3 separate regions of the Homo sapiens genome follow, and regions 2 and 3 are each linked to region 1. The links are chromatin loops, found by intact Hi-C in ENCODE. Cell type or tissue: PC-3. All regions are shown on one strand. Links, peaks and the distances in the headings refer to the core of each region. The heading gives the core; the rest is flanking DNA.

Region 1 (8,043 bases), core at 1,093-6,092:
AAACAACATGGTATAAAAAAGGGGGGCTGGGTCTTTATGCATTGCTGCCTCTCTTTCCTCTAGTTCTCCATCAATACTTTGGTTACCTCATAGCTGCTTACCCCACAATCATCTGCTGTATGGTCTGCTTAGTGTGAACTGCTAAGTTTACTTTGTGGGAGCTGATTCATAGTCTGAAAGAAGAGAGTCTGCAAATCATCTCATCGTAGAATCTAAAAAGTGGCAAGGAATAGAGGCCACATACTTATTTAATGCAGCATCTCTCCAATTAGGACTTTAGCCCAAAGAGGAGAAAACAGAGACACTATTCTAGCTTCTAGAAAATAAGGACACTCTCTTCCTTTTCTTTCTCTGCTTCTCATTGACCATCCTCAGTGTTATGAAAATTGCCACCACACCTTTTCTTCTTCCCATACCTTCTTTTCTTCCTCCAAAATAAAAAGATGTAGAAACAAAAAATATAGTCTCTAAACCTCAAATGAGCTTTCTCAACTAAGTCAGCCAGACTAACCATTGATATATTAAAGAAATTGATAAAGAAATTTACAAAATCCTTTTTCAGTCTAATTTGCCTGACTTAAAAACCTCACACATCTCAGTGCCAGATCTTTGTAGAAAACATAAAAAGTTAAAGATTTTCTGGGTGCCTCACTTTGATTATTTCAGTAACATTGCTAATAATTTCCCATCCCACCCCCATTTGCCCTAAACCTGTTCAGGTCCTGAGCATGAGAAATGCATATTTTGGCTAGATGTGGTAAAAATCTTGTACTCTGTATCCTAACCTTTTTGATAACAAAATAATAGGCATGAAAATGAAAAAGGCAACCGGAAGATCACAATTAGTAAGAAAAAGCACAGAAACGAAAATGAAGTGGAACTAAAGGCCTCATCATGGATCTTTGTGATGCCAGCAGGTTCCAAGCTTCTAGCAATTTCTCCTCACTGGCCCTGTTTCCCTATTTCTCTCCTGTTTTCTTTTCGTCTTGTTTCCATGAGGGCTCCCCAGCTTGCTTTTCTTCATCAGTACTCCAGCAGTTCCTTCTAGAAGATCTTCCTGTGCTAGGGAGAACAGCCTTCTTGCCACAGTTTCACCAGCTGCTCAGCACTGATGCTGGCATCTCCTATTTAGGGCCTGTTTTTTTTTTTTATGCCCCCCACCCCGATCCCGCTTCCATACTCAGCAAGCAGCTGATTTCCTTTAGCTCCAGTTTAACAGCGTTAACTCAAAGCCCCCGTGTGACAGAAACTTAAAAGAACATCCATCATGGAACTCTTTGCATATATGGAATGGAGAGAAATCTAAAAACCACACAGAGAGGAAGGAGCCCCTTACATGCCTTCACCCATATAAAGGGGGGAAAAAAAGTTTTCCCAGCATAGGTGGGATGGAGGAGAAGTGAGAGGCTTTCCTTAAACCAACTCTGAGGACATGCTTGAACTTTACAGTGCATGTTCAGCTTTAATCAGAAGATCTCTGCACAGCCTCAAGACCTAACCTCAGTTTCCAGCACGCAGCACTCACTGTGCCTTATCCTGTAACATCAGTGAATGCTCGGGTGCACATATGCACAGTAGCTGACTTTACAAAATGGGTAGAAATGGCACTCCAGGGCCAGAGCTTGCCCTTTGTTTAAGGATGGATCAGATTCATGTTACAGTTTATTGTTTTTAAGATTACAAAAGTGTGAGGTTAGTTCTCTTGCCTATAATTCATCAGTCCTTTGAATCATCAAATGACATGATGACTCATGAATTTCTTCCTTCATAGGTCATATTTTAATCTTATACGAATTTCATATGAAAAATGAGAAAAGCATCCACTCATCATACAAAAGGGACACGAGTGAGTTTGGACTGAAAAAAAGATGACAAAAAGGAAAAAGAACCCAGCCAATAATGCAGCAAAATTCTATTCTTTGACGGTCTTATCCACTGGAATAGTCAGAGGTAAGTAAATACACAGTTTTCTTCATATTAGTGAGGAGATCATCCTTCTCTTTAGTCAAACTCAGAGTCTTAGTTTTCTTTTTTGCACCAAGTTTATTTGTTTTTCATTTTCCACTTGGTAAAATATAACTTCTGCTGAGGCTGGTTACTTAAATGTTCTATCTTGAGTTTAATTGTAATCACGTGGCATTTTAAATCTGAAAATTCACAAAAAACTTTTATTTAAATCATTTAAAAAGATCCCTTTCCAACTATTGAAATTTAATTATTATAAGAACAGTACCACTATGTTAAAATATAATCACCTTACTCCTTTTGGCTTCATGACAGTGTTCATAAAGTGCTTAATATTCATGTAACATGCTACCTCACCCTGTAATATCACTATATTTATGGAAAGAAAGTGTAATCCTCTTTACTGGCTCAGGTTAATTCCAATAAAATGTTACATCCATTTTCTAATCTAAATGAGTTCATTAGGAGAGGCATGGTACTGAGAATACCAAACTCTCTACAGAGTTCAGCTTCATTACATTTCCGCACTGTGCGTTTCCAGAGCTGTTGTACTACATTTATGAGGATTTATCTGTACTGTTCCAAAAACATTCATCCTAATTCTACTCCTTCTGTGCATGCTAATCATGAATATGTTAAGTGGAAATACTAAGCTTGTAGCCAATCTCATCCCCAGATGGGTTCAAGTTATGATTACAGAAGCAAATTTGCCATAAGCACTCTTAGAGCAGTGCCAGGGAGGAGGAAATGAAGGTCTGGAGCAGCACTCAGGAGAAAAAAAAAAGAAAGTAAAAAGACAGTTTGAGACAGAGTAGGAGTGTCATAGATGTTAGAGACATAGAATAAAAAAAGGTATTTCCAGATTGCTGTGTCTCAGAAAGACTTCCAATAAATTATAAATAGACCTGTTCTGAAGAAATTTGAAATAGATGCAAGAATCAAACCATTACCTTTAAATGTTTGGAGTCTCCACAAGTCTATAATCCAGAGTTGAACTTTACATTATTCATCTTATTATATCTAGCAAATCTTCACTCCACTAAGGCTTCCATTTGAATAAAATAATGGACCTTTTAGGAAGGAAGACAAGACCAACCTGGGATGTTCACATCGTAAATAATTATACAATCCCCAACTGTCTGCCCATGGAGTGCCTTCACTTCTTTTATTTATTTACTTATAGATTTTTACATATACCTAGCAGATTTGTTTTCTTTCCTCTAAGGTAAGAGAAGCAATAATAGGTTATTTGATTCATGTATCACAGAGGGTGAAACCATCAAGAATCCTTATCACCTCCTTTATGTTAGCATGTGCAGTGACTTCATGGTAAAACCATTTTAATCTACATTTTGTGTATTTAGTCAACAAAACAAAGATTTCCCAAATAGGTTGTAGATATCAACCTATTTTAGTAGAAAAATGAGATGAAGATGAACAAGAAGCAAGATGTTTCTGACTGTTGGTTATTAAAGCCAGATACAGGTTCATCTTCATAAAGTCTGCAATAAAGGGTGAGCCTAAAGTGAAAGGCAGCAGCCACTGGTTGTCACTGTTGTACCACAAAACAGCAATTGCAGGTCTATTCTTTCAAAAGGCTGCCTTTTGAGAACAGTTTGAAATGATGTATTTGACTATTTGGTTTATCATTAAAACTGAGCACACAAACCTGCAAGGCTCCACGGATTGCAGTCTAGTAGTAGACATTTTGATGTGGGAGTTTGACAGAAAAATAGTTCTATATGAATTACATTGAAATATGAAATAAAGATTTCATTATCTACTTAAACAAATATTCTGTTTTTAAATGGTCATGTGAGATACATGCTACATCTGTTAATTAAAGCACACATTCGTTCTGATGTTTAAACTAAATAGTATTATGGTAATGCCTAGTGTATATAATTGATCACTTCAAGGCTTAGATACATTACTCAAATGAAGTGTTTTCTAATGATTGAGCTTATATCATTTTTAAGCAGTAGATGAGTAGACAGCCTGACATAATCTTCCCTTTCCCAAATCTGATTAAAACTGGCAAGACAAGAAATCAATGGGATCCTGAATATAAAATCCCCAAATATCCTGCTGTGTTTGAAATTAATTAAGTACTGTGAGGCAGAAGCCTCAAATCAATAAACATCAATGATGGTAGTGTTAAAGATGGGAAGAGTTGGCAAGAAATCAGCCTGGTGTTCATGGTTGTAAGATGATTGTCTACTCTAAGAAATTAAAGTTTAAAATTAGAACAATTGTGCTTAGGCAAAATGCAGAGACAGGTTTTGAAAGGCAAGAACAATGACTGTGTTTCTGAAGACAGTCTTCTAAATTTGGAAAATTATACTTCTTAAGAAAACATGAAATAGTACTTCAATTGTACCTTCAATGAAATCAGATCTTTCCAAATTGAGTCAATAATCAATTTAAAAAATGGACATTGGTGTCTTCCAGAGATCACAGTGAGAGTGCCATGGAGTAGGTGGGGAAGCTAAAAGTATCAGTGGTGTTTTATATATCATTTCTACATAACTAGCTCAACTATGGAGTCTACTTTCACATGAGTTTTCCAGATTAAATACTATTGTTTTTCAAGGTCATTTTTTCTTGCGTTATCTCTATATTCTCTACTTCTTTCCCTTGTTTCTTTCTTTTTAACTTCTTGCTTTCTTGCTTTCTGTTTTTCTTAACCTCAGGCATAAGCTGTAATCCAAAAGCAATGAGGTAAATGCATAATCAGGAAAGAATATAATTAATGCTACCTATGTTGTTAAGTAATAAACATGTCACATTATTGAAATTTTTCTGATTAAAAATAGGTAAATATGTAAAGAAATCATTACAGTCATACCTCTTGTGTGGGATTCTATTTTCATCCAGAGGTAAACATTTTAAATACATTGATTTTTTCCTTAATATGGCAAATGAGAATAATTGTCTTCTCTTGAAAGAGGCAATCACAGTGGCAGAAACAATTTCACAAGGAAGAGATTTATGTCCAAACAATTATACTATACAAAGAAAGCTTATCAATAATGGTATCTATTCATATAAACTTCTCAATGTGTTCTTTAATCCAAATGTTTTTAAAGTCAGAGGAAGAGTAGCCACATAATCAATACAGGTACTTGTGAAAAATGACAGTTTCAAGCCTTTACATGAGACCTAGAGAATAAAGATCTCTCCATACAGCCTCTAAATACATATTTTCAACAAACTTGAAATGATTAGGAGCATTAAACTTTGAGAGCCACTCTTTCTGTCTCATTAAAGAAGAGAAGAAATGAATATATGACATTACAAATGTTATAATTACATCATTTTCATGGTCAATGGAGTCAAACGACCAGGGTTTTATGACTTAGATGAACAGCTCGGAATAGAAGGTAGCTTTATATTAATATTTATTTCCTAATATAATTATATATTTATAATGAGATATTTCATAAACCACATGGAATATAAACTCTAATTCAAGAAAGGGATCTTTTAAAAACATGTAGGATGAAAGGGGTTCTCACTAAATATATGCATTCATTGGCCACAATAACAACAACCAAAAAAAGGTCTCCACATTTCTTCTGTCCTGTGTCAGCTTTTGTATCATTGCCCTGTTTACTAAGGTTTTATTAGGTACCAACAGGTTGTTATTAAATTACTTGAGGAAAGTTTCTTCGTGTTCCAATTCTTTGTATGTCTAAACTACTCAGTTCTATTCATGTAGTAGGTATAGGGTAACCATTTGGTGAATTAGGAAGTTAATTAAGCACACACTGCATACTTCCCTAAGGCCATAGATATATTCTTTAAACATTTAGAGTAAAGCACATTTTTGTAAATTAAATAACCTTCAATTTAGTGCTTAAAGTAAAATCATTTAATATCCAACTACACTCTAGTGCCACACGACCTCTATGTCCTCTGAAAGAGGTGCAATGAATGCATAAATAGCCTCAACCAGATGCATAAATAGCCTCAACCAGAGGAGAAGGGACATAAAAGATTGGAAGGAAAGAAGGCATCAAGGTGTAGTGCAGACATGGCCAAGCTGAGATTTAAGGCTGTGACCCTTTCTAGTCTCCTCTCCATTTTAGAGTTAGAAGCCACCTTCAGGTTGTAGGGGGGACACAAGCCAGCTAGCTAGAAGACTAGAATTCCCAACTTGCCTGGCGGCTAGGGGTGGCCATGTGACTGAGTTCTCTCCATAGGAATATGAGATTGCACATATCATTTTCATAAAAGGGAATTCCTTTCCCTTTTTATTTTTATTTTCTTCTCTAGGAAGTTAAAATGCTAGCACAGTGGTGACCCAGCCTCAGTCTTGATGAACTATAACACTCTAGAGGAAGCACAGTAATGTAATAGAAGAAATCTTGGTACTTACCAGATGGATGAGAAGAAAGTACAGTTTTAGCTTGTCTGAGGTGCTACATTTTTAGCCCCTCTATCTTAGCCTATAACTGAATTAGACCGCACACAAAAATATGTTGTAACTATGTTTAAATGCATTAATTCACTCCATTTTTTTCATCAATGAGTTGACTGATCATAGTGCTGACCAGAAGGAATAAGAGGAAGTTTAATTGGTGGAGTGAGAGAAACTCCAAAATAAGGAAGCATAAAAAGACAGTCAAAATCTTGGAAGAGAATTGAGAAGAATGTTTGTCCTACTGAATAAGAGAACTTGAGGGCAGGCAGCATTCTTTAGTCTAAAGATAAAGTGAAATGTTTGATATTTTAAAGTGAAAAAAACTTAGCTCTTGTCTTCCCTGGGGATAAATGTCATATCCAGAAGATACCTGGAATAAATACAAATTATTTAATAATTACTTAATAAAATTAGATAGCATGCAGTGTATGAATGAAATCAAAAGTAAAAAAAGCCCCAATTTAAAGTAATTTAAAGAATACTTGGCTCCCCGTTGTAACTCATTTAATACTATGTTTTAAGACAGACACTTTTATGTCTTAAAAATGAGAGTGATACCTGACTACTTCTAATATATGAAATAGTTATATCTTAAACTTAGATTTTAAAGTACACATACTAACACTGTGAGTCTCAATTCATGAATATGCCATTTAAGCTAGATGTTTTAGGTCTCATATTTGTGTATGCCACTTTTTCCTTCCTGTGAACCAAAAATATCCATGACTTTAAAGTTGAAACAAGCTACCACCGCTTAACATTTGTAAAAACTTGATCTTTTGAGAAGTCAATACAGAGAATAAGCAAAACAGGGTGTTAACAGCGCAGAAAGGGGTTTTGTAAAGACAGAGAAAGCTAAAATAAAATTACAAGATAGGTCACATTTATGTTCACAGTCTTTCATTTCCCCCACCTCCCTGTTTATCACCTGCACCAAGACGACGCCTATGAAGCAAAGTCAACCAGCCCAGCCATTGCCTGACTGGCCTCCGGTGATTGCCAGTCACTCAGCTATATAAGGATTCTATTCAAATCTTTGTCAAACTCCCAGATTCTGAACCTAGTTATTTCCCTCAGCTATGCAGGAAGAGGGCATGTGTCATCTCACTCCAACCCTGCACTCTGGCCATGTCTTCTCTCTTTACCCTTAGCAAAATTTCCTGAGTGACCCTTATAGCCTAAAAAATTATCTCTATATAGTAAAAATGCCTGAGTCTTCTGTTTCAAAAATCTCTCTGTATACAGTATAAATGTCAGCGTAATTTTGCAAGAAGCTGTCTCTATGCTTTTTAGCCAAATAGATCAAATAGGACATAAAGGGAAAAGTGATGGCCACTCCTTTCTCTTTTCCTCTATAAAATGAATGTGCGTGTGTGTGTGTGTGTGTGTGTGTACACATATATGTATAATTTTAGGTAGACTTTTTGATCACCACATCTGATTAGAACAGAACAGAGGCTCTAATGTTGAAATTATGAGACAATATGGTAAGGGAAAACCATGTAGTAGGAAGTCTTCTGAAAATTCACTAGGAATAAATTCGTGTGATTTGTTCATACCCATTGATATAATTTTTTAAAACTATAGCATACATAAAGTTACTAAATCAGTGAGAGTTTATATTTGCAAAATTGATTCAATTTCAAGTCAAA
Region 2 (8,043 bases), core at 1,482-6,481, 270 kb after region 1:
GATCCTGAATCACATCTAGGATACCACATTACATTTAGTTGTCATGCCTCCTTAGCCCCCTCTGGACTGTCTAGGACAGTTTCTCAGACTTCCTTGTCTGGCATTTCCTTGTCTGGTCATGTATTCTGCAGAATATTCCTGTGATAGTTACTCTTACGTGTCAACTTGGATAGGCTATCATGCCCAGTTATTTAACCACATCCCAATCTAGGCGTTGTTGTGAAGGCTGACACCAACAATGTTGTGGCTAACATCAACGATGAATTGGCATTAAGTAAAAGATATTACCCTCGGTAGTGTGGTTGGGGCCTCATCGAATCAACTCACCAGCTTTATTAAGCTGCAATTAATAAATAAATGAAAATTGTATATATATTTATGATGTGCAATGCGATGTTTTGATACATGTATACATTGTGAGATGATTAAATCAAGCAAATTAACATATCCCTCATCTCACAAACTTACCATTTTCTTGTGGTGAGGACATTTAAGATCTACTGTTTTAGCAATTTTCAAGTATATAATAACTTGATATTAACTATAGTTACTATGCTATACAACAGATCTCCAAAACTTATTCCTTCTAACTGAAACTTTGTACACTTTGACCAACTTCTCCCCGCCCCGCAACCATTGCCCCAGTCCCCAGAAACTACCATTTTACTCTGCTTCTATGAGTTCAACCTTTTTAGATCCCACATATAAGTGAGAACATGTAGTACTATTTGCCTTTTGGTGTCTGACTTATAATTTTGTTTCTTTTTAAATGAGTGGAATGGGGACTTTAAGTTGAGAAATAAAGATAAGATAGAAGCATCATGCTCAAAAACTTTTTAAGAAATGATGAGGATAAAGGAGAAATATAAACAATAATTCCTAGTTCTCCTTATGGCAGAGACAATAAAGAAAATGATAATGACTTGCTGAGGAGTCAAACGACAGTATACAGTCATCATGAGGCAAAATACCCAACAAGGAAATGAGGGAGAGTGCGAGAGCAGGGGCCAAAAATGGCGAAATAAATGCAGATAGAGGATCACCCCTGGCATGAGCTCTCACTCTTTGGGGCAGTCCTCCAAACTCATGCCTCATATCTTACAGCAAAGTGGGGCATCCCATCCTCCCAAGTGGCTTCAAGTGCCACCCTGTCCTCCAACATAGACATTCAGATTCAATTAAAGGCAAGCAAGCAAAATAATACAACAGAGAGAGCCAACTTTTGATCCCTGATTTAGAGATTTCTGGTGATCCTTTGTGTAACTAGCATAAAAGACAGCTGAGAACAGTGAGATCAGCACAGACTAGACAAAAGGGGTGCAATAATAATAATTTTGCAGTTTGAGAATAAAAATGTGCTCAGCACAGGACACAGTAAAAAGAAAAGGCTTAATACATGGTAGCCAATATAGTATGTCTTTTAAAAAATAGGGGTTTCAGTAAAGAATTAGGTATTGTACTGCTTTTTCTACATAGAAAAGTCCCACTGAGTGATGCCCACTTACCATAAGAAAGAACAAGAGGGAATAGAGAGTGACTGTGTGTTTGTATGTGTGTAATATCATATGATCAGTTGTAATCAATAATTGACAGCGTGGCTTGGGGTGTGTGTGCAATTTCATTGCACACAGTATTTTTCATGTATATTACTGGAGTCGATGGAAAGTGACACTACAAACAGTTAAAAAAGAATCCTTATTGGACATAAATAAAGAAGGGATAAAGTTATTTCATCTCCTCCTCCTTCCTTTCTAAAGGAAAAATAGAAGACTCATAGCTAAATAGTGTGAGGTGAGAAATTCCTAAAGATTTGAAACATATGTATTGCATTTCATTGCACAGATCTAGAACATTCTTTAAATCCAAATAAAATCATGTGTTTGGGTTTGATGCTTGTATGTAACCAGAAAAATACCTAAAATTGAGAACAAGTATCACATACAGAGATCAAGTGATTCACTGGTTCAAGCCAAATATTAGAATTAGTGAACTTTGTGTGTTTTCAGTTGACTTACAAATTATATATGTGTTTTTTCACACATTCATATGTTATAATATGTATATGTTGGATGAGTTTATTCACACATTTACAGCTTTCTATTTCCTGTATTACCTTAGACAAGTATGCATAAAGAATTTGAACACTTACTTCATTTAATTCATATTCTTGTGTGGCAAAGTAATTTGGTGTGATAGCATTTTTGTCGATTTTCTGTTTTGTATTTCCTTACTGTTACTACCAGACAGCTGTTGAAATTTCAGGCCAATGGTTGATATCCCTCCCCCATCTTCAAGAAATTAACATCTAGTTGTATAAACATTTATTAATAACAATGTGTGTTCTTGAGAGTACAGACTTTCATAACAAAAAAAGATGAACCAAACTGTTTCTACCTATGAGCTCTCTTTTGCAATTCTTGCTTCCTCTGTCAATTATTCCTTCTGCCTGTAGTCTACCTAGGTTGCGAGTAGGAGGGGAAGAGGGAACGAAATAGAGAACCTCAACACTTGGTTGCTATGATGGGATCTAAGGCTATTTCAGTTTGTATACAGTTTACATTGCCCTCTTGGTTACCATAGAGATATTGTTAAATGTCATTCACAAGGTTGGGCTATATTAGTGCAAAGCCTGGAGTAGCTGAACACTAAGGGGGCATTACATCGACCGTAGGGGAAAGGAATTCACTGGGACATCCGTATGTTCCAAGAGGAAACATAAGCAATGAGGCACTGAGCATGAAGAGCTGCAACTTGAGCCCACCTCTCCTGACCACTATATCATACTATTCTTTTAAAATACAGTTCAGGTTTCTGGGTAAAACAGTTTACACAGCATATATAAGGGCCAAACACCTCTCTCTGGTCCAGCAGAAATGACAAGAAAAACTGTAAGTCATAAGTAAGCTTCTGAAAGACATGTTGTTAGCATAAGCATATCTAACACAAAATACATTTTTTTAATGTACATAAACATTGCTTTCTCTGCACAGTTTTTGCCAAGAGTTAAAATCCAGATGTAACACTTTATGGAGACAAAAACACTTACAGCTACTGTATTATAATTCCTCACACTACCAATTAAGAAATTCTGCCCTGAAGTATGAACGTTTCTCTGAAATTCTCTACAAATCACCATTAATAAGATAATAGGGCAGAAAAATTAGCAGGGAGTTCATTTGATTTTTTTCCCCCCTAAAGGCTGGCTTTAGTTAGAAAATTTATCTACATTTCTATTCTAACACATTGTGAATGATAAATGAACTCTACTGCTTAAAGGACATGACATTGCTATGCTATTTTCTTTCATCAGAATATTCTACCTAGCTCAGTGCTTGTCCCCTTGTAAGGAATAGAGAGGGAAATGAAACTCACTACTCTGAAGACCTCAAGTTTAGGGCATGACTCAAAATAGTAAAAAGAAATAGTCTGAGAGGCACAAGGCCAGCCAGAAAGCTGATTCACTGTTTTGGACTCTATCAGGTCTGTCTGTTCCAGCTCATTCTACATAGGAAAAGCAATAAGGAAGCAATTTTACATTGCTTTCATCACCAGATTCAATGGCTTCACGACCAGAGACAGAAAAGATACTTTTCCAGAAACTGAAAGCTGAATGCGAGAGGGAAACACATGGCCTTTCATCGCTTCCCCCACGATCTGTCTGCACTCGCTTCCACTCTCTTCTGTATTATTTGAAGAACAGGCTTCTTATTCAGACAACCTCCTGTATGATCCCCATAGCAATGGCTATAACCCTGATGGGTGACAAATGTTGAATTGGTATTGCTAAGGGGAGTGCTTCAGTCAGAGAAAGAAAAAAAAACTTGCATTCTTTTACAGCTGTTACAAGAAAAGTCAATTTATTATCACTGGTTAGTTTTTGAACTTGAGGAACATGGTGGCTAACTCCCTCATTTTAGGTTAGAGATACACACGTCAGCTAAGAACAGGGCAAAGTGAGAAACATTACATTTATAGAAAAGAGAATATGAGAAAAGTTGACCCTCAGAGTTCAAGTGGTATAAAGTGGGAAACATTCTAGGAGAAATGTTTACAATTCAGTTTTTGGCTATTATGAGCTATGGTATTTTCTGAGTAGGCTATTTATTAAATGAAAACCTTATGCATCACTAGCATTAGGTGTAAATCCTATTATGCATAATAGGGCAACTACTAGAACTCGTTTGCTAATATTAGAAAATGATAGCAAGAAATCTGTACTCATGTTTTCTAGAACATAAAAAATTGAAACAGCAAAATATTTATTTTTAAAAAGTCAACAAAGACAGGTCATTCATTTCTGATGTTGGTAATAAACACGTCAGAGAAAAAACATTGTAAGGCACATTACAAGAGTAAAATTTTGCAATTCTCTTGATTATTGCAACTCTTTTTATTTTATTTTATTTTATTATTATTATACTTTAAGTTTTAGGGTACATGTGCACAATGTGCAGGTTAGTTACATATGTATACATGTGCCATGCTGGTGTGCTGCACCCATTAACTCATCATTTAGCATTAGGTATATCTCCTAATGCTATCCCTCCCCCCTCCCCCCACCCCACAACAGTCCCCAGAGTGTGATGTTCCCCTTCCTGTGTCCATGTGTTCTCACTGTTGAATTCCCACCTATGAGTGGAACATGCAGTGTTTGGTTTTTTGTCCTTGCAATAGTTTACTTAGAATGATGATTTCCAATTTCATCCATGTCCCTACAAAGGACATGAACTCATCTTTTATGGCTGCATAGTATTCCATGGTGTATATGTGCCACATTTTCTTAATCCAGTCTATCATTGTTGGACATTTGGGTTGGTTCCAAGTCTTTGCTATTGTGAATAGTGCTGCAATAAACATACGTGTGCATATGTCTTTATAGCAGCATGATTTATAGTCCTTTGGGTATATACCCAGTAATGGGATGGCTGGGTCAAATGGTATTTCTAGTTCTAAATCCCTGAGGAATCACCACACTGACTTTCACAATGGTTGAACTAGTTACAGTCCCACCAACAGTGTAAAAGTGTTCCTATTTCTCCACATCCTCTCCAGCACCTGTTGTTTCCTTTTTAATGATTGCCCTTCTAACTGGTGTGAGATGGTATCTCATTGTGGTTTTGATTTGCATTTCTCTGATGGCCAGTGATGGTGAGCATTTTTTCATGTGTTTTTTTGGCTGCATAAATGTCTTCTTTTGAGAAGTGTCTGTTCATGTTCTTTGCCCACTTTTTGATGGGGTTGTTTTTTTCTTGTAAATTTGTTTGAGTTCATTGTAAATTCTGGATATTAGCCCTTTGTCAGATGAGTAGGTTGCAAAAATTTCTCCCATTTTGTAGGTTGCCTGTTCACTCTGATGGCAGTTTCTTTTGCTGTGCAGAAGCTCTTTGGTTAAATTAGATCCCATTTGTCAATTTTGGCTTTTGTTGCCATTGCTTTTGGTGTTTTAGACAAGAAGTCCTTGCCCATGCCTATGTCCTGAATGGTAATGCCTAGGTTTTCTTCTAGGGCTTTTATGGTTTTAGGTCTAACGTTTAAGTCTTTAATCCATCTTGAATTAATTTTTGTATAAGGTGTAAGGAAGGGATCCAGTTTCAGCTTTCTACATATGGCTAGCCAGTTTTCCCAGCACCATTTATTAAATAGGGAATCCTTTCCCCATTGCTTGTTTTTCTCAGGTTTGTCAAAGATCAGATAGTTGTAGATATGCAGCATTATTTCTGAGGGCTCTGTTCTGTTCCATTGATCTATATCTCTGTTTTGGTACCAGTACCATGCTGTTTTGGTTACTGTAGCCTTGTAGTATAGTTTGAAGTCAGGTAGCATGATGCCTCCAGCTTTGTTCTTTTGGCTTAGGATTGACTTGGCGATGCGGGCTCTTTTTTGGTTCCATATGAACTTTAAAGTAGTTTTTTCCAATTCTGTGAAGAAAGTCATTGGTAGCTTGATGGGGATGGCATTGAATCTATAAATTACCTTGTGAACTCCCATTCACAATTGCTTCAAAGAGAATAAAATACCTAGGAATCCAACTTACAAGGGATGTGAAGGACCTCTTCAAGGAGAACCTCTTCAAGGAGAACTACAAGCCACTGCTCAATGAAATAAAAGAGGATACAAAGAAATGGAAGAACATTCCATGCTCATGGGTAGGAAGAATCAATATCGTGAAAATGGCCATACTCTCTGTTTTGATTATTGAAAACATTTAGCCAATAAAGAACTTCCTAGAAGATGACATAACAATGAGAATGTTACTGATACATAAATGAAAAGTCCTACAGTAAAAAATATTAGAATATTAGAATGTTCCATAAAGGTCCTCTATTCTGTGATATAACCCAACTGCTTTCCATTTTGGACTCTTAATATTTTATTTGTTTGTATGGGTTTTTGTAATTCCTACCTAGCAACATGCATTTATTGCTCTTCTGGGTGGGGGAGAAGGGCACTTGACAGGGGCAATTAACTTACATTACATTGTTAAATCCTAACTTTAGACTGTGAAATCTAAAGAACCTATTAGCAAAATCAATCAATATAATGAAAATATGGCATATAATTAGTCCGTTCTTCCTCACTTTGCCAGAGGTCAAAATGAAAAGTAAATGTGTTCCAGGTGTTAAATAATTTATTATAATTTAAAAACTATACCTAATAAACAGTATATCTCTTCATATAGAACACATGCAAAATTAAGGAACTATAAACTACAACATGAAATATCATGCTTCATGATTCTGCGTTGTGTTTTAATCAATAACTCTCACAGTACACAGACCATGTGAGTGCTAAGATATTAATAATGTCCATGCAATGGGAAAACCATTACAGATGACTTTCAGTAATTTTCCCCAGCATGTATCATTATCAGCTGGCACTGCTGATTCTTTCAGGAAATCAAACTACTATTCTGTTTAGAAGTTAAAGTAAATAACACCTTTCACACTTAGATGCTCATGGCTTTATTTTAAAACAGTTTAAGGATGATGTTTAATATACAGTACAGGCTTGGCTGTAAAAATGTTTCTATTGCTTATCTCTCCTACTGAGTTTTTAATGAAAGAACTCATTTCTAATTAACTGCAAATAATCAGGCTAAAAACAAAAAACAAGCAGTCAGTATTAATATTAGGGAAAAATTTGTTCTTTTTAAAAAAGTAACAGATACTTTATGTCCCATAAGTGCATTATAATCTCTCAGTTATGAATCAATTATCTTAGACCTGTGACCTGGTATTTAATTAACCAAGGGGCAAATTCATGAAGAAGTATTCTACTGAGTGGAGATACTTAGTTTAGCTTCTAAAAGTGTTCAGGTTTACAACGAAGGAGTAGCTTAGATATCAAAATTGGTTAGTGTGATTTCAAGTTACAAAATTGTGCCTAAAAAAAATATTAATCTCCATGCTTCCTAGTCCATCATGTAGATGTGAATGTATGTGGAGAAGGTATTAGAGTTAAGAAGGTATTAGAAGGTATAAGAATACAATAATATTCATTTATAATCAAGCCCTATAATAGTATAGCAAAATAAACATTAGCAAAGGCAATTTTACAAAAGCTTTTTATTGATTGAAATGAAAGACATTTTCTGAAATGCTACAATTACCATTTCAGGGCTTCAGAAAGACTGAGATACTGGCATTTAACAAGATACTTAGTGGACAAGAGATCACAAAATAAAACACAAAATGAGACACGGATGAGTTCATACGTAATGGCTTTTATATTACCTTGGATATAATTCTTTATATCACTACTGCATATTTATTACAGTATTTCTAAACACAATTTGAAAAAAAGAAACAAAGAAACAATCTTGGTACCTCATAATTTAGACCAAAAGATATCAGAACAAATAGAGCCACCAAATATCCATCTTAAATACTGTGTACATTTAACAGAAATAATCATACATGACAAATGATTCAAATTTGAATTTAAAAGGATCAAATAATTAGCCAGGAAAGCAAAATGTTTTTAACATATTATATATAACACTTCCATTTGAGAATCCTAGCTGCTAAGATGACTTGAAAATAT
Region 3 (8,043 bases), core at 1,181-6,180, 120 kb after region 1:
GCTTTAGCTCTTCATTGTAAACTTTGGAACTACATCAATTTTATTTTATGTAAAAACAAAATTTATACCAGGTTTTGTTCTTTATCATTTAGATATGTGTTATTATTAAATAAATATATTTCAAAGGAATATAGGAAATGAACAAGGGAACTGAATTATAATAAATTAAAAAATAAAAAAAGCATCAATAAGAGACATTTGTATAGTACAATGAGCAAATATACACACACACTACCAAATGACGTCAATGTTTTTTCTCTGACTTCTAGATAAATACTTTACTGACAATAAGAAAGAAAATCCAGTTCCTTTCATGGTACTACCAACAAGAGTGGAAAAGTGAATTAGATAACCTGAATCTGCCTCCCAGTGACAAAGTTCATATCTTTAAATAGCCCCCATCTCTTTCTTCCTCATCCACTTGACCACGCCTGTATCTGCCACCACATGCATGCATAAATTTCTCATTACCACCCACGGTATTCAGTGTAAAGAAAAAGTACTTTCCATAAAACAACAGCTCCTGGATACTGACACTTGTCTGCTCAGTATGTATCTCTTCTCTATAGAATAAAATGCAGGCAAGATCTAGAAAGCTTCAGGCCTTTTAAGTCCTCAATCTTACTGATTAGCAACAGGATAGGAGAGGTAAACTCCGTCTTCAACGTGCTCCAATCTCTAATTGAATCACAGGCAATTAAATATGTTCTCTTAAAATTGGCATTAGTTAATAAAAATTATTTCAAAAATATGAAAATGACTATTGTGATCCTTGAGTCTCATAACTAACGAAGCCGAATGTGTCATTCATGCAGCTGCCACACACTAGGTGTTCTCCATTTTCTAGGTATGTATCAGAGAACATAAAAGAAGATCCCTGCTCTTATTCAGCAATAATATTGTGGGGTGGGGGGAATAAAAATTATAAGAAAATAAACAAGATAATTTTAGCCTCCTTAGTCTAGATTAGTCAGAGTAAAGTTTCTATATTATCCCAGTCATCAAATATTTACTAAACGTCTATAAAACACTGGACACCGTTCCGGTAGTTGTGAATAAACAGAAAGACCTCAGTTCTCATGCACTTAACATTCTAATGGTAGAGGATAGACGATACATTAAATAAGCAGGTAAAACACAAAGTATGTTAGATGCTAATAAGTACTGTAGCAAGAAAATAACCAAGGAGAGTGCATAGAGAATGCCAAACCAATGGGGAAGGGAGTGTCAGGTTTTCATTTCAATTCAGATAGTCAAGAAATTACTCTCTCTCTGAATCAGGTGAGCAAAGTTCTGAATGAGGTGAGATAGCCAGGGCTGAGAATCACCATGGGGCAAAATATTATTGATGCCTTGCTTGTTTCAAAAACAGTAGGAAAGCAAGCATGCTTAGAATTAGTACTCAGGAAGAATCACAGCAAGAGAAGAGCTGAGACAGATAAAGACCTATGTTAGAGGGAGTATACTGATGGTGCAGTACCTTATAGGCTTACAGAATCTTGCAGTATCTTATAAAACCCTGTAGACCATTCTAAGGGCTTTGAATTTTAATCCTAGTGAAGTGGGAAGCATTTGGGCTGATATGGTTCGGCTCTGCGTCCCCACCCAAATCTCATCTCAAATTGGAACCCCCATGTCTCCAGGGAGGGACCTGGTGGGAGGTGATTGGATCATCAGGGTGATTTCCCCCATGCTGTTCTTGTGATAAAGAGTGAATTCTCTTGAGATCTGATGGCTTAAAAGTGGAAGATTCCCTGCACTCACCCTCTCTCCTGCCGCTGTGAAAGAAGGTGCTTTCCTCTCCTTCGCCTTCCACCATGATTGTAAGTTTCTTGAGGCCTCCCCAGCCATGCAGAACCGTGAGTCAATTAAACCTCTTTTGTTTATAAATTACCCAGTCTCAGGTAGTATCTTCATAGCAGTGTGAAAACGGACTAATATGTGAGCATTTTGAGGAGATTTCATGTGACCTGATGTATTAACAGGGAAGAGGATAACAAGACCGATTAGGGTAGTATGGCAAGTAGCTGGAGGAGAGAGGAGCATGAGCAGTATTATTATAGCAGAGGAAGTGGTGAAGAATCACTGGAATTTGAAGATACAGTCTATAGGGTTTATTGGTGATTAGAGCTAGTGTGTGAGAGAAAGAGAAGAAACAAGATTTTTGACCTGAGCCAGGGGAATAATGGAGTTGTTACTAACTGAGATGGAGAATCAGGGAAGGAACTGCTTTTGGAGGAAAGACCAAGAGTTCTATGGACACATAAGTTGTAAGACATCTATTAGGCATCTAGGATATCTAAGTATGAAGATGAACATAGAAATCTGGGGTTCAGGGGAAAGCTCCAAGTTGGAGATTTATATTTGGAAACAATTATATTTAAAAGTATAAGAATTGATGAGGAAAGTATGACAGTCACATGGAACTATGCCTCAGGGAATTTCTAATGAGAATATTCTCAGATATTTACAACGGATGTAACACAGAGTTAAGTCTTTAATACATATTAGCTGTTATTGTTTTTTAGGATTCTGCTTTACGTGCAGTTTCTTTTTATTCATAATAACCAGAGTAAGTAAATACCCATAGTCTCAAGCCTGACCAAAATATATTACTACCCATGTAGCTGAAGTTATATGTCACAGATTATAAGCAAGTTTCAGAACACAGGTGGAAATAAAAGGCAACATTCCTAAGATAGCAGGAGGGTGAAATGCTTAACAGACACTGGATTCGTGGAGATTTAGCCATAGAGCATCCCTTTCTGATAATAAGTAAATGTGCCATCAGATTGTGCCCCACAAATAGGTTTATATTGCTCTATATTGGGATAATTCAGAGTCAAACTCAGAAGTAACTTGGTTGGCATGTAAAAGTCATAAAATATTAAACTTGGCCATATTCTAAAAGGAAAGTGAAAAGAAAGACTAGCAGAAAATATAAAAATGTGTTGGGGTTGTGCTCTATGATTTTTTACTTTATGTTTGCCACTCAAGAAATTCTTCTAATTAAGCAAGAATAAGACACATGAGCATTTTCAGTTATTTCAAAATACAATTTTTTATATTGCTTTAAATCATAACCTTATTGAGCTCTAATTAAAAATAAGAGGCGATAGTAAGAGTAACAAGTGTTTCTGCAATCACATTACACTGATTTTAAAGAATGAGCTTTATGAGTAGCAAGAGATTCAGAGTGATTTCAGTCCCATCCCCAAGGAAACCCTGATAAAATCTATGGTAACATTTGCTGGTCTTTCCACATTTTTGCTTTTATGTTTCAATCATCAAATTCGGCAAAACAGATTAGTCACTCGCAAAAACTCATTTTTCAGTCAATATCCATTGTGTTTTTCTTGTATTTTTTTCTCATTTGAATCACTGTTAAATTGTGTAGCAAAATGAAAATTAGTATTTTCTTGGTCAATCATATTTCTATCCAAGTTCCAAGATGCAAAGCATAAACACTGAAGTGGTCAGTTAGGAATAATCCCTCATGAGCCATTGCTCCATCAGCATATTTGCACTTGAAGTTCCATTAGCAAACATTACTCAGAGTATCACATTATAAAATATGTTACACAGACACCTACACCTTAACAGATACTGGAAGGCTGCATCTATTATGTCACCTAGTGGATAAAAAGAAAATAGCAAGACTACACCCTATATATTTGGGGGCAGCACTCAGATCTTAAAGTATTTCTTGAGTTTACAGTACCTGACTAGAAAAATTGTAGAAGCAATTGGATAATAGATGTAGTGACTTCTGGTTCTCAGGAGAAAGGGGTCATAACTTAAACATAAAGTTATCTCCAGAAGTGAGAGAAAAGTTGAGGATCTGGTGATAAGACGTAAGCAGGATTTTGATTGTTTTTCATAAAAGCTAATCCAAGTCCTGTCCAAAGAGAAATATGGTATAGATACTACTGGCACATATCATGCAAGCTACTTCAAACTTCTCTATATATGTGAGTTGATATAACTGATGAGACTATCATTTTTGCTTTCAACAGCTATAGAATTATTATTTCCCTCAGAAATGAGGAAGTAAAGCCAAATCCTAATACAGCAAAATCATGACCAGACATGTGTTTTAAGGGTTTTGAAAATCAGCTTGTAAGGCAATTTTATAGATTATTCAAAAGTCTAATTACTCTCAGGAACACAAATGATTGAAATACTTTTCTACAAGAGATGAGAAGCTACCTAATCATTGTCAAACCTAAACTTAATTGATAGTCACAATTTTAAACCTCAAGGCCTTACTATTGGTTAAGGGTTTATATTTTTATTGAGTATATTTTAATGGAACTTGACTCTCCAAATTTTGACTGAAACTTGTTTTTCCTGACACAAGTATGTGACCTAGATATGTAGCTTACAACTCGCATAGCACAATCCTCAGAACTGACAGATACATTATGCAGTTTAATTTTTCTTTTTAAATAAAAAAGATTGGCTCTTGTTGGAAAGTTTTACTTACTGGAGAAACAACCAGCAAATTCAAAAAAGAAAAGAAAGCTCACATATCCTTACAATTCCAAAAGAAGAAAGATGCCCATATTCTAATCAATTTACGTGAACTTCTCACTTCATCCCACTGATGAATAGTTACACAGCTGAAAAACAGGCATAAAATCTGTCAACAATTGTAACATGACTAGTTAAGGAGAACTGCTGCTAGTTCCACTTACACTGATCTGAAGCATAAATATAGTTAGCTTGGGCAAGCTTGTCAACCAGGTCATCTGCCTTAGGCATGAACCTAGCGTACAGCAGTTTTGATGATTCTTTACTAGATTCCAACTGTTAAGCAACTCTAATGCTATTTTTCTTAGGTATTGGTGTAATTGTCCCTGACTGAGAAGTGACTTAGTTTCTTTGTGTTCCATGTATCTGTAACTTGTTGCCCAAGGGACTTGTCCCAGCCTTCACTCATGTCATGTTCCATTAGCTATGATTAACTAGGAGTAGATTTAAATAGCCTAAAATGTTTTTTTTTCTAAAAATGGAAAAAGTAAAGGAATTGAATTTTCAATTATTCATAAAGGTTTTTCAGGTGAGTGAATATGTGTATGGGCTCACGTGCATGTACAAATGGGTTAGCACCTGTTGTTTTCTTCTTTAACCTGTACTGGTAAAAATAGACATAAGATAGTGATAGGCACTTCAATATTTTCATTAGCCTTGGATTCCCCAGTTGGCCAGCAATAAGACTTACTCTAATTTTTTGGTATGTAATAAAGCCTAACATATACTACTATAAGAAGGAATCAAAAATTAACATTAAGGCAATAATATTGAGACTCTGCAATATTTACAAAGATTTTCATCATGACATTTTTATAATAGTAATGAATTGATAATGATTATTAAGCATCTCTTAAATATTTAAAATATGAAAAAAGGTCTAAACTCATTTAAATGGAAAAGTTTTCATTATATTTTGTTAAATTAAAAAGTAGATTACAAAGTCCATGTATGATATAATTGTGTTTGGAGGGAGAGTACTAAATATTCATAAGCAGATATGTAGGCATAGAAAATTACCTCAAGAGATATACTTTAAAACGGTAATCACCATTATTCCTTGATAAAAAGATTTCAAGTCAAGTTTTGTTTCTTCTTTATTACTTGTTATGTAGACAAATTTGTGGTATATCCATACAATGAAATGCTACTCAGCAGTACTAAAGAACTAATGGTACATATAACAACATGAATGAATCTCAAAATAATTATACTAACTGTTATTCTAGTCAGCCTGAATTGTCCATCTACAGATCAGTAACCAAATATATATCTAAAAGGTGTGTCATCTAGGAGCTTTAGTGAAGGTGAAAAATAATTAATTTCCCATCTTCAGAAATAAGCCATCTAATTGCACATTTTGCATGATGGAAACAAAATGTTATGTACTGCTGAGCTAGACTGAGAGGCCTGGTACAAAACTGGCATGTTCCTTAGAGTCAACATGAGTTGACTATTATCTAAAGACATCCTTGGTCTCTTCAAAATTATGTATGCTATGGTTCAAGACTGAGCATTATATTGGAAGGGAAAAAAATGACAAGTAGAATGAATTAACATTCTGTTTATTATTCTACTGTTAAAACAATAATTTATTAATTTTCTGTAAGATCATATGCTGTAATTACAGAAAAAAAACATTCAAATGTTGCCTTAGCTTTGATTCATTCTATTAAATACAAGATGCATGAAATTAAACCATTACAACATTGTGAATTTCCCGGTTTTGATAACTGTACGATGGCATGAAGTTGTTAATGTTAGAAGCATGTAAATTCTGCATTATTTTACACCATTTCTGTGAGTCTAAAATTGTCAAAATTTAAAAAATAAAATAAAATTAAGTCAAAATTAAAAGTTTAAAAAATAATAATTATGCTGAATTAAAGAAGCCAGACATTATACAGCATTATGCTACATAATCCATTTATGTGAAACTTATAAAAAGTGCAATCTATAGAAACGAAAAACAAATAGTTGGTTGTCTGAGGCTGGATGCAATCAGAAATTGACTGCAAGGGGCATAAGGGAACTTCTTAGTGATAATAAAAAATGTTCAAAACCTGTATTGTCATAATCATTGCATGACTGTATATGTTACTAAAACTCATTAAATTGTACACTTAGAATGAGTGCATTTTATGGAATATATCTGCATCCAATAAAGATTAAGAAAAGAAATGTGGCCGGGCGCGGTGCCTCACGCCCATAATCCCAGCACTTCAGGAGGCCGAGGCGGGCGGATCACGAGGTCAGGAGATCGAGACCACGGTGAAACCCCGTCGCTACTAAAAAAATACAAAAAATTAGCCGGGCGTGGTGGCCGGCGCCTGTAGTCCCATCTACTCGGGAGGCTGAGGCAGGAGAATGGCATGAACCCAGGAGGCGGAGTTTGCAGTGAGCCAAGATCGCGCCACTGCACTCCAGCCTGGGCGACACAGCAAGACTCCGTCTCAAAAAAAAAAAAAAGAAAAAGAAAAAGAAAAGAAATGTATGTAGATATGTGTATACACCTATGCAAAGATGTACATATAGGAATTTCATTGTAAAATTGATCATAAGAGAGGAGAAAAAAAAAACTGTGAAGACACCAAAATATCCCAAACCAATACATCGAGTAAGTTATTATTCAGTCATGTAATTAAACAATGTACAGCTGTGACAAGAAAGAGAAAGAACATATATGTGTGCAGATAAAGAAATATTTCTAAGATGTAAAATAACAAAACAGAACACAAAACAGTATGTATATTAAGGTACACTTTCTAAAAGGAGAAAATACCATAACTTGTATATTTTTCATGAGTATAAAAATATCTGAAATCACACAAAAATTAACAGACGGGCTGAAGGAATGGAAAACAGAAAATGAAATTATTACTTTCACTTTAAGCTCCTCTATTTAATTTTAATCTTATATATGTGAAGCTGATGATTATCCCCCAGTACCTACTTTCCCCTTCTTTCTGCCAATTTGCCCATTTCTAACAAGGATCATAGCTGCCCAGCTAAAGACTGTATTTCTCAGCCTGTCTTGCAATTAGGAAGGACTATACAACTAAATTCTTACAATGCAAAGTGAGCCAAAAGCAAAGCATGCAATTTCCTGGGCATTTTTCTTATAATAAAATTGCTTGACTTGTACCTCCTTATCTTTATTTTTCCTTCCAACAGGCTGTAGGATGGACGTTAGCCAGCTTTGGCCATGCAAATGAGAACAGCACCTAGGTGACAGTGCATTCTAGAGCTGAGCTATCTACTTTTTTTTTTTTTTTAGACGGAGTCTCACTCTGTTGCCCAGACTGGACTGTAGTGATGCAATCTCGCCGCACTGCAACCTCCGCCTCCCGGGTTCAAGTGATTCTCCTGTCTCAGCCTCCCGAGTAGCTGGGATTACAGGCGTGAACCACTGCACCCGGTCTGAGCTATTTTCTATCTCCTAACCTTAAAATTGTTATCTGAAAGATAAATGCCTGTTTCATGTAAGCTCTTGAATTTTGAGATCTTTTT

What was found. Peaks named below come from ENCODE experiments on the same cell type or tissue, not always from the same donor. Only the 100,000 strongest peaks of a DNase experiment are listed, where the experiment ranks them.
Region 2: a loop joins it to region 1, with 15 times the contacts of the local background. A loop is called at or near these places in 3 of 110 quality-filtered maps.
Region 3: a loop joins it to region 1, with 9 times the contacts of the local background. A loop is called at or near these places in 5 of 110 quality-filtered maps.

What each region holds. Positions count from the first base shown.
Region 1 is chr3:81,214,697-81,222,739 of GRCh38, forward strand. No RefSeq gene overlaps it. Among named protein-coding and RNA genes, the nearest start is that of LINC02027, 220 kb to the left of the region's middle. RefSeq lists an enhancer at 1,034-2,233. In PC-3, for the core only: a CTCF peak has its summit at 3,513; DNase peaks (open chromatin) are centred at 1,675 and 3,515; H3K4me3 peaks cover 556 bases; H3K27ac peaks cover 1,230 bases.
Region 2 is chr3:81,482,153-81,490,195 of GRCh38, forward strand. GBE1 (1,4-alpha-glucan branching enzyme 1) reads right to left here. Exons shown (of 16, transcript NM_000158.4): 16 at 7,551-8,043. Among named protein-coding and RNA genes, the nearest start is that of GBE1, 280 kb to the right of the region's middle. In PC-3, for the core only: no CTCF peak of the experiment used is centred there; a DNase peak (open chromatin) is centred at 3,439.
Region 3 is chr3:81,335,633-81,343,675 of GRCh38, forward strand. No RefSeq gene overlaps it. Among named protein-coding and RNA genes, the nearest start is that of LINC02027, 350 kb to the left of the region's middle. In PC-3, for the core only: CTCF peaks have their summits at 3,648 and 3,851; a DNase peak (open chromatin) is centred at 3,569; H3K4me3 peaks cover 345 bases; H3K27ac peaks cover 832 bases.